Linked DNA regions of Homo sapiens: region 2 is linked to region 1. Evidence: read pairs that join two places in POLR2A ChIA-PET (ENCODE). Cell type or tissue: PC-9. All regions are shown on one strand. Links, peaks and the distances in the headings refer to the core of each region. The heading gives the core; the rest is flanking DNA.

The links. ChIA-PET counts read pairs that join two places held together with the same protein. Peaks named below come from ENCODE experiments on the same cell type or tissue, not always from the same donor. Only the 100,000 strongest peaks of a DNase experiment are listed, where the experiment ranks them.
Region 2: POLR2A ChIA-PET joins it to region 1 with 5 read pairs; 4 of 35 experiments call an interaction of 5 or more read pairs at or near these places.

The regions. Positions count from the first base shown.
Region 1 is chr17:40,485,049-40,487,956 of GRCh38, forward strand. TNS4 (tensin 4) reads right to left here. Exons shown (of 13, transcript NM_032865.6): 4 at 1,988-2,412. Among named protein-coding and RNA genes, the nearest start is that of TNS4, 15 kb to the right of the region's middle. In PC-9, for the core only: no CTCF peak of the experiment used is centred there; DNase peaks (open chromatin) are centred at 1,223 and 1,543; H3K4me3 peaks cover 1,009 bases; H3K27ac peaks cover 2,308 bases.
Region 2 is chr17:41,699,786-41,702,693 of GRCh38, forward strand. No RefSeq gene overlaps it. Among named protein-coding and RNA genes, the nearest start is that of GAST, 11 kb to the right of the region's middle. In PC-9, for the core only: no CTCF peak of the experiment used is centred there; no DNase peak of the experiment used is centred there.

The DNA of each region.
Region 1 (2,908 bases), core at 283-2,782:
ACGGGAGCTGAGGGATGTTCACCAGAGAAGGCTGGAGACCCTTCCCTACTCTATTGCCCCAAGGTTTCATTCAACCACCATCCCAGACCCTAACCCCATTGTATCTCCAAACTGCCTACGATGAGGGAAAATCAAACAGAAGGATGCCAGGGTTTGGTGCATCTAGAACTCAGAAGTGCCCTTGTATCCTTGGTAATGAATAAGGAATGAATAGATACAACCTCAGTTTAAGGAGAAATGGTTTCTTAAATCTACTGTTGAGTCCCCTGGTGAGGACTGAAATAAGAGATAAACAAGGAATTCTCAAATGCATCATGTTTGATATTACATTCTCCTTCGTCTTCATAATCCTAAGAATTCCTTACGGGAATATTCAGCTTGGAAAAGAAAATGGCAGAAAACGTGAAGGAGAGGAAAATAGCAGATCTGGGCAGAAAAACATGCCCCTGGGAGGCGGGAGCCTGGATCTTGACTCTGATATGGGATAACTGAAGCTCAGAGGGGACCAAGTGGACTAAACAGCTTCTGAGGGTCTTTAATGTTCTAGTAGTCTATGGAATTAAAATGAATTTTGTTTTAGGAATATTTTGCAGAATTTGATAAGATCTGGGGGTATAGTTGGTGATATTATGGGACCAAAGCAGGATGGGAATATCACTAGGCTAAGTAAATGTGCGCTTTGGGATGCCAAAATGGCCATTTCCCTGGGTCCCTAAGGCAGAGAGCAGTAGCTGTCAACCTTGGCGGCTTGAAAAGGAGTGTTGTGACCACTTACTCTCAAGTAACTCATTCAAAAAAAGTACTAAAATCTGCAAATGATTTGTCCTAGGAAAGCGATCAGGGCAGATGCAAAGGCACGCCAGAAGTGTCATTTTCTCCTGCTTGCCTCCACATGGCTTCGTGAGTGGGAGTGAGCAGTGGGCTATAGTAAACATTCCACCCCCACCCCCTCTGGAGTCGCCTTGATGCCTGTGAGCGTCATGGCCAAGTGGGGGCTGAGAAGCCCCCCGATGGCCGAGGGAGGGGGAACAGGGGGTTGGCAGGGGACTCTGCTCATGGGAGAGGCATCCACAGGGTGCTAGAGCTTAGCTTCTGGGTTTACTGCTTGGGTTTGTTCTTCTTGGACGCCTGTGATCTCAGACTCCGGGAAGGAGGGTGTTTGCTGTTTTGTGGTTTTCGGCTGTCTGAACTGGAATGCATTGTCTCTATTACCCCATCCACCCCCTCTGTGTTCTCATCATCTGCGAACGTCAGAGTCAGAACTGACTCGCCCTCTTGCTCTCCTTGAGTTAGTCATCAAGCACATCCTGAGGGTCGCCTGGTTCTGTCCTCTCTCCTCCACTCCCACTGCCCTATCCCGGTTCAGGACCCTGCTATCCGTTGAGCTGCCAGGGTGATCCATTGAGCGAGCACCTCTGACCCCATCACTCTCCTGTGTGAGGAGGCTCTCTGATGGTACCCTATTGCTTAAAAGGCAAATTCCATTTTTTTTTTTTTTTTTAGCTTGGCATTTAAGGCCTTTCACAATCTGGTTTCAAATTACTCTCAATGACTTGAACCTGCACCCAACATTCCGGCATTTCCTGAACATGCCATGCGCTTCCACACCTTCATGACTGTGGACCCCCTGCTTTCTCTGCTGGGAATGCCTTTCCTCTCCTTCTCTGGCCACAAACTTCTGATCCATTTCCCAGATCCAGCTCGGATGTCGCTTCCTCTGTTCTCCAGACTGAAAGAATCATTCCTTCAGCTTTGGCCAATATGATTGAGAATATCTCTTTACCTCCGCGTTTATCCTACCCTACCGTGATGATTTGTTTTTGTCTCTTTCTAAACTGTTTCCCTCTGTGTGTCCTCACTACCTGGCATAGTGCCAGACACACAATAGTTGCTCAATAAATGTGTTGACTGGCTGTTGCAGAAACCCACTGGCACTTTGTCTATTCCCCAAATCTTACATTGCTTCAAATATTGGTTTACGACGTACCCTCTGGGCATGTGGTAAAGGGGGCATCTGACAGGGTCTGGCTGTTGCTCCTGGTGGCTGGACAGGGGTTGCTGGGAGAAGCAGCTCCAGGTTGAACGGAGTTCTGGTGTCCTGGGGTCCGCTGGGGTGGAGAAGACCCTGGTTCTGGGCAGCCGTTGATCAGCACAATGGGTATGTCCACCATGGAGTTGGTGATGGATGGGGGGCAGCTGCTGGCATGTTCTTTGGCCAGTGGTGGAGAGTGGGGTGTTCTGGGTTGGCCCATGGTTAGGGTGGGGTTTCTGGGAGCCTGGAAGTCACTGGGTCTTGTACACAGGGACACTGAGCCAAGGCTGTGGAGGCTGGAGGAAGAGTTGGCTGGACTTTCCAAGGATCTGGAAGATGACTGATGGCTGGAGTTGCTGGAGTGCAGGAGGGACTGGCTGCTGCAGCGGGAGAGAGTCAGACAGGGTGTTAGGGCAACAGGTGGCTCAGGGGCTAGAGTCAGGCTCCGGATCTGGTGATCTGGGTTCCCATGGCTTTAAAGGCCAAATAGAACACTGCATACCCCACCCCCTACAGCCCACAGCAAAGTGCATGCCCACCTAATCCTCAAGGGATGGTAAGGATACAGAAATGTCCTTGGATGGTAGGGTCTTTGGTCACTTAAAGTAGCCAATGAGCTGACCCCTGCAGGCTTTGGGCATAGGCTGGCCCACATTCCGTCTGCCTTCCCAGCCAGGCCGTTCTGACTGAGCTGTCGGATCAGGATCCCTTCAGGCCCCCATGACTCCCAGGAGCCCTGCAGATGGGCTGAACCTACGCTGGACCACACCGTGGCTGATGCAGAGGGAACTCCCCAGCTGCAGGAGAAGGCCAGCTTCACATCCAGCCAGACTTCTTCCTGAGCTCAGGGGCCTGTGCCAGTGGGCATGGCTGTGG
Region 2 (2,908 bases), core at 153-2,652, 1.2 Mb after region 1:
GTCTCTACTAAAAATACAAAAAATTAGCTGGGCGTGGTGGTGGATGCCTGTAGTCCCAGCTACTCGGGAGGCTGAGGCAGGAGAATGGCATGAACCCAGGAGGCGGAGCTTGCAGTGAGCCGAGATCGGGCCACTGGACTCCAGCCTGGGCGACAGAGCGAGACTCCGTCTCAAAAAAAAAAAAAAAATACAAAAATTAGCTGGGCGTGGTGGCGGGCGCCTGTAATCCCAGCTAATTGGGAGGCTGAGGCAGGAGAATCGCTTGAACCCAGAAGGCAGAGGTTGTAGTGAGCCGAGATAACGCCACTACACTCCAGCCTGGGCAACACAGCAAGACACCGTCTCAAAAAAATAAATAAATAAAATTAAAAAAAATAAAGTCTGCTAATTTTATGGTCTAAAGTGCTGCATTTCAAACTTTTTTCTTTTTTTTTTTTGAGACTGAATCTCGCTCTGTTGCCCAGGCTGGAGTGCAGTGGCACAATCTTGGCTCACTGCAAGCTCCACCTCCCAGGTTCATGCCATTCTCCTGCCTCAGCCTCCCGAGTAGCTGGGACTACAGGTGCCTGCCACCACGCTCGGCTAATTTTTTTTTTTTTTTGTAATTTTAGTAGAGACGGGGTTTCACCTGTGTTAGCCAGGATGGTCTCAATCTCCTGACCTCGTGATCCACCCACCTCAGTCTCCCAAAGTGCTGGGATTAGAGGCATGAGCCACCGAGCCCGGCCCTTTTCTTTTCTTTTTTTCTTTTTTTTTTTTTTTTTGAGACAGTCTTGCTCTGTCACCCAGTCTGGAGTGCAGAGGCACGATCCCAGCTCACTATAACCTCAGCCTCTTGGATTCAAGCGATTCCTGTGCCTCAGCCTCCCAAGTAGCTGGGATTACAGGCATGCACCAACACGCCCAGCTAATTTTTGTATTTTTAGTAGAGATGGGGTTTCATCATGTTGGCCAGGCTGGTCTCAAACACCTGACCCTCAAATGATCCACCCGCCTCAGCCTCCCAAAGTGCTGGGATTACAGGCGTGAGCCACTGCATCAGGCTATATCAGACTTTTTTTCAAGACAGGGTCTGGTTCTGTTACCCAAGATGGAGTGCAGTGGTGTGGTCATGGCTCGTTACAACTTCCGCCTCCCAAGCTCAAGTGATCCTCCTGCCTCAGCCTCCTGAGTAACTGGGACTACAGGCATGCCCCATCATGCCTGGCTAATTTTTGTATTTTTTGTAGAGGTGGGATCTCACTATGTTGTCCAGGCTGGTCTTGAACTCCTGGGCTTAAGTGATCCTCCCACTTTGCCCTCCCAAAGTGCTAGGATTATAGGCGTGAGCCACTGCATCTGGCCTTGAAACTGTTTAAAATGAAGATTGTTAAAATGGAGATTGATTCAGTAGATCTGGGGTAGAGCCTGAAATTCTGCACATCTATCAAGCTCCCAGGTGATGCTGAGCAGCAAAAATCTTTAGTTCTGTCTCCAAGGTGGGCAAGTCATAATCTCCCTGAACCTTATATTCCCCTTGTGCTTGTTTCCTCCTATATCACAGAAATGGAGCGAGAATTAATAACTAGACACACAAAGGGCATCATGTTTATGTTCAATGTTCACTTATTTTTCAACCTCTGTGCTCCCTCTGCTTCCTGTTTTTAACCAATTGCCCATTATGGGTATAAATTAACCATAAAGGACTATGATTAAAGACAATTTAAACTGTGCAGTGACCCGGGCTGCTGTGACTGGGTAACGGCTGGCAAGAGTGGCTGTGGATTGAGGGAGCCCGTTTGGACACCTGGGTGCCGCAGGGTCACGGCTCCTGCGTGTGGACCTCCTGTCCAACAAGCACTCTGTTTTAAAGGAGATTTTTTAATTTTACTATTTTTTAGAGTTGGAGTCTTACTCTGTCACCTAGGCTAGGGTGCAGTGTCACCATCTTAGCTCACTGCAACCTCCTCCTCCTGGGTTCAAGCCATTTTCCTGCCTCAGCCTCCTGAGTAGCTGGGATTACAGGCATGTGCCACCATGCCTGGCTAATTTTGTATTTTTAGTAGAGACGGGGTTTCTCCATATTGGTCAGGCTGGTCTTGAAAACCTGACCTCAGGTGATCCACCCGCCTTAGCATCCCAAAGTGTTGGGATTACAGGCGTGAGCCACTGCGCCAGGCCAATTTTTTTTTTTTTTTTTAAGACACAGTCTCACTCTGTTGCCCAGGCTGAGTACAGTGATCATAGCTCACTGCAGCCTCCAACTCCTGGTCTCAAGGGATGCTCCCACCTTGGCCTCTCAAAGTGCTGGAATTACACCCAACCAAAAAATCCATTCTTAATCTTAGCAACTCTATCATTTTTTTCTGTTTTTCTCAATCATTAATCTCCGATTTTATTATTTTTCTTTCTTCCTTATTTTCCTTGATTTTGTGGCTCTTTTTCTAACTTCTTGAGTTTAAAGATTCACACATTTATTTTAGTTCCTTTGTTTAATAATGAATGTTTTGTTTTATTTTGTTTGAGATAGGCCCTGGAGTGCACCAGACCCTATCACCCAGGCTGGAGTGCACTAGTGCAATCTGATCATAGCTCACTGCAGCCTCCAACTCCCGGGCTCAAGCAATCCTCTCGCCTCAGCCTCCCAAGTAGCTGGGACTTCAGGTTCACATTGCCACACCTGGCTTTTTTTTTAAGTAGAGACAGGGTCTCGCTATGTTGCCCAGGCTGGTCTCAGACTCCTGGGCTCAAGTGATCCTCTTACCTCAGCCTCCCAAAGTGCTGGGATTATTGCCGTGATCCACCATTACCGGCCATGAATACTTTTTAATGCTCTAAATTAGATTTGGTCCAGGCGCGGTGGTTCACATCTGTAATCCCAGCACTTTGGGAGGCCAAGGCGGGCAGATTGCTTAAACCTAGGAGTTCG